Regions from separate parts of the Homo sapiens genome. Here all the other regions are linked to region 2. The links are chromatin contacts, found by Hi-C or POLR2A ChIA-PET in ENCODE. All regions are on one chromosome and are shown on one strand. Each heading gives the region's core, a stretch centred on a gene start or an enhancer-like site at or near the end of the contact. The rest is flanking DNA. Distances are from core to core; before and after follow the strand shown.

Evidence for each region. Hi-C counts contacts between places; a loop is a spot of excess contacts on that map. ChIA-PET counts read pairs that join two places held with the same protein, here RNA polymerase II (POLR2A). Pooled maps may share reads with other maps.
Region 1: a pooled map shows a loop between it and region 2 (13-fold over the local background). The contact joins the promoter of COPZ1 here to the promoter of NCKAP1L in region 2. A Hi-C loop is called at or near these places in 4 of 37 single-sample maps with no recorded cell type and 11 of 50 pooled maps. POLR2A ChIA-PET finds 5 or more read pairs at or near these places in 6 of 52 experiments (CD4-positive, alpha-beta T cell, GM10248, activated B cell and 2 more).
Region 3: a loop to region 2 is called in a pooled map, with 3 times the contacts of the local background. The contact joins the promoter of GPR84 here to the promoter of NCKAP1L in region 2. A Hi-C loop is called at or near these places in 1 of 168 maps with a recorded cell type or tissue (naive thymus-derived CD4-positive, alpha-beta T cell), 3 of 37 single-sample maps with no recorded cell type and 10 of 50 pooled maps. POLR2A ChIA-PET finds 5 or more read pairs at or near these places in 8 of 52 experiments (CD4-positive, alpha-beta memory T cell, GM12878, OCI-LY7 and 5 more).

What each region holds. Positions count from the first base shown.
Region 1 is chr12:54,322,857-54,326,528 of GRCh38, reverse strand. It overlaps COPZ1 (coat protein complex I subunit zeta 1), which reads right to left and starts at 1,398. Exons shown (of 9, transcript NM_016057.3): 1 at 1,348-1,398. The coding sequence starts at 1,365.
Region 2 is chr12:54,495,738-54,499,198 of GRCh38, reverse strand. It overlaps NCKAP1L (NCK associated protein 1 like), which reads right to left and starts at 1,447. Exons shown (of 31, transcript NM_005337.5): 1 at 1,308-1,447. The coding sequence starts at 1,409. RefSeq lists enhancers at 1,256-1,315, 1,426-1,485.
Region 3 is chr12:54,362,321-54,365,930 of GRCh38, reverse strand. GPR84 (G protein-coupled receptor 84) reads left to right here and starts at 1,445. Exons shown (of 2, transcript NM_020370.3): 1 at 1,445-1,538; 2 at 2,072-3,486. The coding sequence starts at 2,080. The coding sequence ends at 3,270. All of the region lies in intron 1 of GPR84-AS1 (GPR84, ZNF385A, ITGA5 and GTSF1 antisense RNA 1), which reads right to left. RefSeq lists an enhancer at 1,427-1,516.

The DNA of each region.
Region 1 (3,672 bases), core at 149-2,648, 170 kb after region 2:
GAGGGCTAATACAGCCCTTTAGCGACCACAATTCTCATGTAACCAGAGAGGGAGAAATTAGCATCCTAGATCATACAATAAGAATTCCTGGCCCGGCGCAGTGGCTCACGCCTGTAATCCCAGCACTTTGGGAGGCCGAGGCGGGTGGATTACGAGGTCAGGAGATCGAGACCATCCTGGCTAACACGGTGAAACTCCGTCTCTACTAAAAAATACAAAAAATTAGCCGGGAGTGGTGGCGAGCGCCTGTAGTCCCAGCCACTCCGGAGGCTGAGGCAGAAGAATGGCGTGAACCCGGGAGGCGGAGCTTGCAGTGAGCCGAGATCGTACCACTGCACTCCAGCCTGGGCGACAGAGTGAGACTCCGTCTCAAAAATAATAATAATAATAATAATAATAATAATTCCTGGCCAGGCGCGGTGGTTCAAGCCTGTAATCCTAGCACTTTGGGAGGCCGAGGCGGGCGGATCACTTGAGGTCAGGAGTTCGAAACCAGCCTGGCCAACATGGTGAAACCACGTCTCTACTAAAAATACAAAAAAAATAGCCGGGCGTGGTGGCACGCGCCTATAGTCCCAACTACGCGGGAGGCTGAGGCAAGAGAATAGCTTGAACCCGGGAGGTGGAGATTGCAGTGAGCCAAGATCGCGCCACGTGCGCACTCCAGCCTGGGTGACAGAGCAAGGCTCGGTCTCAAAAAAAAAAAAAAAAAAAAAGAATTCCTAAGGTCTAAATGGGTAGAGAAAAGGAGAACAGAATAAGGAGTCTAGAAAAAATATTCCACAATCCATGCTAACTTTATCAGGTATCCCAGAACTTTGATGGAATACTGATTATTTGACAAACCTATATAATAGGGATTAACAGGAAACCGAAGACAAAACAGTTTCCTGAAGGAATGTGGCAGGGAATCGGCAATGGAGAGTCAAACTTGGGAAACCATCAGGAGGAGTCTGTAACGACAAAACATCTGTATTCTTTTCTTACAATATGGGGCGAGTTTGGTGGTTTGGTAAATTAAAATCAGGGTATCATCCACAATGCTAAAAATAAGGGGCAACCTGAAGGGTCCTAATCCAGTACGCCTACAGGTCTGTGTATCCTAAGGAGTCCATGTGCTGCCTTCAACTTTCCACCGACTCTATGCCCTCTCCCCGGCAGGGCTTCCTACTCTAAACCAAGGCTTTAGCTCCTACACTAGGCCACACACTTATTCCAAAGGTCAGCAGAACGCTCAGTCCCCAAGAATTACCCGGAACTCTCTTTCCCCGTCTCCCACTCGGGCTGAACCCTGACTCCCGGCCCCTGTGGACACCACAGCATCTCTGCTGCCCCTCCAGCTCCTACCAAAATCAGCGCCTCCATCTTGCCCCGCAGCTGGTGCCGACGTGGAGCCGCAAAAGAAACGCCGCCGCTGATTGGCCATACGTTCCCATTAGGCCCCGCCTAGGATAAGGATCATTGGGTAAGGCTTGCTTTATTGGCCAATTATTGTACTAGCTTGCTTACCGGAAGCAAAGTGTCCAACCAGAAGGCTCAGGTGTTTGATTGTCAGCTTGAATACTCAATAAAACGCCAAAACCTCACGACTCATTGGGGCGGGAGGGTTAGTGGGGCGGGGTTGTTTCCATGGGGAACAGAAGAAGCGATTGTTAATTTTCAATTGGTAGGGCCGAGGACACGTGATATTGTCGGACTGATTTAGCGATTTTTAAACCGCACCCTCTTTAGGGGGCGCTGTGTCTCCTTAGCCTTTAACACTGGCGCTTTCTAACCGGAATCCTGCCCTAATCCCTATTTTCAGCGCCCGCATTAGGTCCATGATCTCTGTGGCTAGCCCTTCCCTCATGCTCGCTCAGGTCACTTCAGCATCCTCACAGAAAGTCTGCACAACCATAGAGTAGAGCCAAGAAAGGCCCAACATGTTAACTACATAAACCAAGGCTGCCAGGAGTTGATAGTCGCAATAACAATCTCCCTAAGGTGGAGTTCCAGGCTTTGCTGGGCCTGAGGAACATGAGAAGTCAGTTTGTAAAGGCCAACTTGAGCTCAACGTGAAATCGGCTTTGGAGATGGGGTTTGCGGGACAAACGGGGAAAGGGATGGGATTAGAATAAGAGAGGGGTTATAGGGAGTAAATTCTGGGGTTTTCCAATAGAAACAAGCCGTTGTGCCTGGGCGCGGTGGCTCAAGCCTGTAATCCCAGCACTTTGGGAGGCCGAGGCGAGCGGATCATCTGAGGTCGGGAGTTTGAAACCAACCTGACCAACATGGAGAAACCCCGTCTCTACTAAAAAAAAAAAATACAGGCCGAGCGTGATGGCTCACACCTGTAATCCCAGTACTTTGGGAGGCCGAGGCGGGCGGATCACGAGATCAGGAGATCAAGACCATCCTGACTAACATAGTGAAACCCCGTCTCTACTAAAAATACAAAAAATTAGCCGGGCGTGGGTGGCGGGCGCCTGTAGTCCCTGCTACTCTGGAGGCTGAGGCAGGACAATGGCGTGAACCCAGGAGGCGGAGTTTGCAGTGAGCTGAGATCGCGCCACTGCACTCCAACCTGGGTGACAGAGCGAGACTCCGTCTCAAAAAATATACATATATACAAAATTAGCCGGGCGTGGTGGAACATGCCTGTAATCCCAGCTACTCGGGAGGCTGAACCAGGAGACTCACTTGAACCTGGGAGGCGGAGGTTGAGGTGAGGCGAGATCTCGTCATTGCACTCCAGCCTGGGCAACAAGAGCGAAATTCCATCTCAAAAAAAAAAGAAAAGAAAAGAAAAGGAGAAGAGAAGAGAAAAGAAAAGGAGAAAGAAAGAAAAGAAAGAAAGAAAGGAAGGAAGGAAGGAAGGAAGGAAAGAAAGAAAGAAAGAAAGAAAGAAAGAAAGAAAGAAAGAAAGAGAAGGAAAGAAAGGAGAGGAAAGAAATGAGGCGTTGCAAAATGAGAAAAGAGAAGTTTACTGAATGCAAGAATTTCACAATAGGGAATGATTTTGATGAAGCTTGGCTTTCCCCTATCCCTTGGTTTCCTGATCCCTGACTCCTCTTAGGGCAGGGACACCTATTACCTTAATTATCCTAAAGGGATTTTTTCCCTCATCTCTGAAAATTATATCCTTAGGAGCCCTCCAAGAAGAGATTCCAAACTTACCCAGGAATTTTTCTTTTTTGAGACGGAGTCTCGCTCTGTCCCCCAGGCTGGAGTGCAGTGGCTCAATCTCGGCTCACTGCAAGCTCCGCCTCCCGGGTTCACGCCATTCTCCTGCCTCAGCCTCCAGAGTAGCTGGGACCACAGGCGCCCACCACCACGCCTGGCTGATTTTTTGTATTTTTAGTAGAGACGGGGTTTCACCGTGTTAGCCAGGATGGTCTCCATCTCCTGACCTCGTGATCCGCCCGCCTCGGCCTCCCAGAGTGCTGGGATTACAGGCGTGAGCCACTGCTGCACCCGGCCTTTTTTTTTTTTTTTTTTTTTTTAAGACGGAGTCTCTCTCTGTCGCCAGGCTGGAGTGCAGTGGTGTGATTTTGGCTCACTGTAACCTCCGCCTCCCGGTTGCAAGCGATTCTCCCTGCCACCTCAGCCTCCCTTGTAGCTGGGATTACAGGCGCCTGCCACCCCTGGCTAATTTTTGTACTTTTAGTAGAGACGGGGTTTCGCCATACTGGC
Region 2 (3,461 bases), core at 198-2,697:
TAATCCCAGCACTTCGGGAGGCCGAGGCAGGCAGATCACAAGGTCAGAAGTTCGAGACCAGCCTGGCCAACATGGTGAAACCCCGTCTCTACTAAAAATACAAAAATTAGCTGGGCATGGTGGTGCACAACTGTAGTCCCAGGTACTTGGGAGGCTGAGGCAGGAGAATCGCTTGAACCCGGGAGGCGGAGGTTGCAGTGAGCCAAGATCGTGCCACTGCACTCCAGCCTGGGCGACAGAGCGAGACTCCGAAAATAAATAAATAAATAAATAAATAAATAAATATAAAAATAAAAAGCATAAGAGTAGGTCAAGAAAAAATTCCAAGACATTAAGCCAAGTATCTAAGAGCGAAATAACAACCTAGGCATTTTGTCTTGATGGGTAGAGTTTAATGCCTGCTTGGCCCCAGCACAAAGAGGAAGCTGTTTCCCCGCCCCTCAACTGAAGCCGGAAGGAACAAGAAAAGCAGCTGCTCAGGAGTTAGACTTTGTACAAGATTCAGTGTCACAATTTTGTTCACTATGTAAGTATCTTATCCCAAAGGGCATTTACAGGATTCATGGTGACAGAGAAACCGTGTTCCTGGTGATTTGTTTTATTACAAAAAACACAAAAGCTCCCTCCCCCAAAGTCCCCTATTTTCTATGCCAGGAACTCCCCATAAACACCCCTGTCTTTATCTCTTTACTTCCTATGGTTTGCCCAGCCCCTAGCCCACCTCTTGTCACTAGCTTCTTTCAATTCCTCAGTTCCTATTCTAAACACACACACACACACACACACACACACACACACAACCACCACAGCATGAACTACCCCAGGAGCAGCTCAGAAGACACCTACCCTTTTTAATCTAAATACCTAATTATCTATTTTTTTTCCTTTTAGGGAAGCACTTCCACAGAAAAGTTTTTGCCAGAGACCCAGCTTCAGATCTCTTCAGAGTGTAGAGGATCAACAATAAATAATAAAACCCAGAAGGTTGGACCCCAGACCTTTATCCAAGTCACTTGGAATACCACTGTTGTTTCCCCATCCCCACCCTCACCCCCATCCCCAGAGGAAAGCAGATGCCATCGTTGGGGCAAGAATCATATCTAGAAAGGGGAAGCCTTGAAAAGAAGCCTCCACTTCTGCCTTCCTGAACTGGCTGGCCTGTATAATCTGAGTGATTATGTAGATTATAGTCAGTGGAAAAGCAGTGGAAAAAAAGGTGGGAGTCTAACTGCTGCACCTGCCGCCTCAGGGTTCCCTGCCCTATTATTGTTGGAATAATCAGTACTAGTCCCATTGTTCATGCTTACCTTCTTGATGTTATACATACGGATGAGAACCCCCTGACCGCGATCATTCAGGATAGTGAGCTTCTCTGCTAATTTATGCTGGTAAGCAGATGTCAAAGACATGATGGCCACTGAGAGAGGAGCACCAGACAGCAATGTCTGATCTCCCCAAACACTTTCAGCTTAGATGGTGACACCCTCTGGCGGAGGGACCCAGCCTGGTTGGTGCACTGGTCTTCTGTTGCCTCTGCAATTGGCTCATGGGTGAAATCAGTCATTATGGCTCACAGGCCCTCAGAGCCTTCTTGTGCTTCCTCTTGCACACTCAGCAGGGGAGACTTCCTCTTTCTGGCTGTGCAGCACTTTTGGTAAGGCTATGAAGTGGGTGGAGCTGAGGAGAAGGACAGGCTTTCAAGGCTCTTCACAGACTGCACCAACCTTTTTGGTCTTATGCCCCCATAAGTGTCCTAGACAAAGCTGGGCGTGGTGGCTCACACCTGTAATCCCAGCACTTTGGGAGGAAAAGGTGGGAAGATCCATTGAGCTCAGGAGTTCCAGACCAGCCTGGGCAACATAGCAAGACCCCATCTCTATAAAAAATAAAAATTAAAAGCTGTAAGCTAGATAAACAAGTATCTACCACCCCACCCCTGTACACCTCTATATTTTCCTTCTTTTATATCCAAGAATGCCTATGAACCTTTGGCCTCATCATGTTTTAGTACCCAGATCAAATCCCATCTTCTCCTAAAGACCCCATCAATGTCAAATATTATATTGTATTATATTTTATATTGTCAAATACATATATTCCTTGTTATATGTTTATAGTGTACGTTGTATCTCCCCCAACTACAGCATAAGCTCCTTAATGACAGGAATTGTACCTAATACTTTTTTTTCTTTTTTTTTTTTTTTTTGAAACAGAGTTCCACTCTTGTTGCCCAGGCTGGAGTGCAATGGCATGATCTCTGCTCACTACAACCTCCACCTCCTGGGCTCAAGCAATTCTCCAGCCTCAGCCTCTGGAGTAGCTGTGGTTACAGGTGCCCACCACCACGCCTTGCTAATTTTTGTATTTTTAGTAGACATGGGGTTTCACCGTGTTGGCCAGGCTGCTCTCGAACTCCTGACCTCAGGTGATTTACCCGCCACAGCCTCCCAAAGTACTGGAATTACAGGCATGAGCCACCACACCCGGCCTCTAATACTTTTTTATATTTCTCACAATGCTCTACTACAGTGCATTGTACTTCTACAGTACATAATAATTCTCAAAGTAGTTCTCAAGAAGTACATAGTAATTCTCAAAATGTGATCCAGCAGCATCAGCATCACCTGGAAACTTGTTAGAGATGCAAATTCTTAGGACCCGCCCCAGACCACTGAATCCAAAATTCTGGGGTGGGTCCAGGCACTCTGTGTTTTAACAAACCCTCCAGGTGATTCCAATGCACACTCAAGTTTGAGAACCAGTGCTCTAGTACCATGGTATTTATGGATGCTTGAGAAACAGATCAATCCCTGTCCTCTGAGATTAGCATTGGTAGGTAGGCGAGTCTGTTGTGGGGCCTAGAAGTCTGTACTTATATAAGCACTGTTGTAGGAGGTTTTGGTACAAATATTCCATTCTGAAAAACACTGATCTAGAACAATACCTCTTGGACACAGTAGTCACTCAATAAATATGCTGGTTTATTTGTTGAATTATTAAGACTAAATTAGGAAATAGGCCCCATGAAGAAGAACCAAATTAATCAAGATTAAAAAGAGGAAATTAGTAATCACCCTTAAATCTTAGAGACTTGAATGAATTTTAGCATTAAAATATTCTTGCCATTCCAATGAGGCCTTAACTCCGTAACTCAAGAAAATTTTCAACTCTATTTCAACTTTCTTTCAAGACACAAAGCAAAAGGTCCTAGGAAAAATTATAAATCAAAAAGAGTTCTCTTCATTTCCACCACCTTGCCAATTCCTTTTCTCAGGTTTTTAATCATTCCCATTTTCCGTATCCAGAGTTCCCATTGTCCCAATAAATTCTAGGGAGTGGGAGAAGAGAGACAAGGCTGATCAGCATTATTACTTAAGAAGTTGGGGCCAGGTGAAGTGGCTCATGCTTATAATCCCAGCACTTTGGGAGGCAAAGGTAGAAGGATTGCTTGAAGCCAGGAG
Region 3 (3,610 bases), core at 196-2,695, 130 kb after region 2:
GGTGCACATCACCACAGCTGGCTATTTTTTTTTTTATTGTAAAGACAGGGTCTCACTATGTTGCCCAGGCTGGTCTTAAACTCCTGACCTGAAGTCATCCTCCCAGCTCAGCCTCCCAAAGCATTGGGATTACAGGCATGAGCCTCCAAGCCAGGCCTATATAGTATTTTAAAGCAAGCCTCAGCAAACTTTTTCTCAAAGGGCCTGATTATAAATATTTTAAACTGTGTTAATCAAGAGATAAAACTGAGGATATTACATAGGCACTTATATAACAATTTAAAATATAACCATTTTTATTTTACTTACTTATTTATTTATTATTTTATTTTTTGAGACGGAGTCTTGCTCTGTCATCCAGGCTGGAGTGCAGTGGTGCAATGTGATCTTGGCTAACTGCAAGCAACCTCCGCCTCCCGGGTTCAAGCGATTCTCTTGCCTCAGCCTCCCTAGTAGCTGGGATTACAGGCGCACCCATCACGCCTGGCTAATTTTTGTATTTTTAGTAGAGACGGGGTTTTACCATGTTGGCCAGGCTGGTCTCGAACTCCTGACCTCAAGTGATCTGCCCTCCTTGGCCTCCCAAAATGTTGGGATAATGGGCGTGAGCCACTGCACCTGGCCTAAAATATAACCATTTTTAAATGGAAAAAAAACATGATTGGGTCACAGGCTATACAAAAACAGCAGACTAGATTTGGCCCATAGGGTGAAGTTTACTCACCCTTGCTCTGGAGAATCGATTAAGCATTTGCATATTTATGTATCTGTCTCCCCTAGTAGACTATGCACAAGGCCATATATCAGACGTTCTTGTATCCCCAGTGTCTAGATCAGAGTCTGGTGTATAGTAGGCACTCAGTACTAAGTTGTTGGGTAAATGGATAAATGAATGATTGAACAGGACCCTGATCCCTTGAGGAGAATGAAACCAGAATTCTGGATGCCTCATTCCCCACTTTTCTTCATCTGACTTGGTTTCTCAAATGTGCTAGGGTGTCACATGGGTCCCTCTGACTTGAACCATGTCTAAGCCGTGGAGACAAGAAAGGTAGTGCTCCTCTGAAACAAACCCAAGGCTTCTGGGGGTACCTAAAGTTGCTCCTGGAACTTGGTCTTATCTTTTGGCCCTTTGAGGAGTGGCCCAAATGTTCTGATGCTCTGACTCCGTGCCCTAGCAATTCTTGGCAATGATCTTACAGATGAGTTCTGCCATGCAAAGAGGGGAAGAAAACAGAGTTTGGGTTTCAGGAAGGAGAAAGGAAGAGTGAAACCACTCTGAGGTAAGTAGCGGGGGACTTTCAACAGAGAAGCCTAGATTTCACTAGCCGAAGCAAAATGAGTAGGACCGGAGGTGGTGAAGGAAGTGGCTGGGATTGGGTAATGGGGGAGTTTCTTATTCTTTCAGTGGACTATAATAGGATACATAAGAGCAGGATGTCTCCTGCTTGAAGCCTAACTGTCCACCAGAAAGGACTGCTCTTTGGGTGAGTTGAACTTCTTCCATTATAGAAAGAATTGAAGGCTGAGAAACTCAGGTAAGCACTTTTGTTGTGGGTATACTTTTACCTTCTTGGTCTCCTCATCTCCCAGGTGGTAACAAACAGAAATGACTAAAGCCTATATGTGTGTGTAGTGGAAAGGAGCAGAGGGAACTGAATACAGAGAGGATCCTGAATACACGATGCTGAATAGAGAGAGGGGACTCCTGGGGGTCTTTGGGGATGGGGAAGGAATTAAAAAAGTTGGAGGGCACTGGGTTTACTGAGAGCAGCGGGATGGATATAGAAGAGGACTGAGGTTTGGAGCAGAATAAGACTAAGATATTTAGGCAAGAGATATTTAGATAAAAACTTGGGGAAATATTTGAGAATGGGAAAGGACTAAGAGAACCTAAGGAGAGAGTTAGGGATCTTGAGATGAAGAGGCCTGGGAATGGTTCAGGAGGATACTGAATTAAGGTGAGGTCCAGGAACAGTTTAGATGTCCAGGGTCCCAGAACTGTTCAAGAGATCTAAGTTGAATGCTAGGTTCTGATTCCCTCTTCCTCTTCCACCCTCTGCCTCTTTAGCCTCTATCATGTGGAACAGCTCTGACGCCAACTTCTCCTGCTACCATGAGTCTGTGCTGGGCTATCGTTATGTTGCAGTTAGCTGGGGGGTGGTGGTGGCTGTGACAGGCACCGTGGGCAATGTGCTCACCCTACTGGCCTTGGCCATCCAGCCCAAGCTCCGTACCCGATTCAACCTGCTCATAGCCAACCTCACACTGGCTGATCTCCTCTACTGCACGCTCCTTCAGCCCTTCTCTGTGGACACCTACCTCCACCTGCACTGGCGCACCGGTGCCACCTTCTGCAGGGTATTTGGGCTCCTCCTTTTTGCCTCCAATTCTGTCTCCATCCTGACCCTCTGCCTCATCGCACTGGGACGCTACCTCCTCATTGCCCACCCTAAGCTTTTTCCCCAAGTTTTCAGTGCCAAGGGGATAGTGCTGGCACTGGTGAGCACCTGGGTTGTGGGCGTGGCCAGCTTTGCTCCCCTCTGGCCTATTTATATCCTGGTACCTGTAGTCTGCACCTGCAGCTTTGACCGCATCCGAGGCCGGCCTTACACCACCATCCTCATGGGCATCTACTTTGTGCTTGGGCTCAGCAGTGTTGGCATCTTCTATTGCCTCATCCACCGCCAGGTCAAACGAGCAGCACAGGCACTGGACCAATACAAGTTGCGACAGGCAAGCATCCACTCCAACCATGTGGCCAGGACTGATGAGGCCATGCCTGGTCGTTTCCAGGAGCTGGACAGCAGGTTAGCATCAGGAGGACCCAGTGAGGGGATTTCATCTGAGCCAGTCAGTGCTGCCACCACCCAGACCCTGGAAGGGGACTCATCAGAAGTGGGAGACCAGATCAACAGCAAGAGAGCTAAGCAGATGGCAGAGAAAAGCCCTCCAGAAGCATCTGCCAAAGCCCAGCCAATTAAAGGAGCCAGAAGAGCTCCGGATTCTTCATCGGAATTTGGGAAGGTGACTCGAATGTGTTTTGCTGTGTTCCTCTGCTTTGCCCTGAGCTACATCCCCTTCTTGCTGCTCAACATTCTGGATGCCAGAGTCCAGGCTCCCCGGGTGGTCCACATGCTTGCTGCCAACCTCACCTGGCTCAATGGTTGCATCAACCCTGTGCTCTATGCAGCCATGAACCGCCAATTCCGCCAAGCATATGGCTCCATTTTAAAAAGAGGGCCCCGGAGTTTCCATAGGCTCCATTAGAACTGTGACCCTAGTCACCAGAATTCAGGACTGTCTCCTCCAGGACCAAAGTGGCCAGGTAATAGGAGAATAGGTGAAATAACACATGTGGGCATTTTCACAACAATCTCTCCCCAGCCTCCCAAATCAAGTCTCTCCATCACTTGATCAATGTTTCAGCCCTAGACTGCCCAAGGAGTATTATTAATTATTAATAAATGAATTCTGTGCTTTTAATGCTCAGGTGTGGTCTCTGGGGAAGAAGGAAACAGGTCACGGTTAGGCTCAGGGGCCAGGCTAGGAGGAGACCATACTATTCCATCCCTCCTGCATGACGAAATCCTGTCACCATGTGCATGCT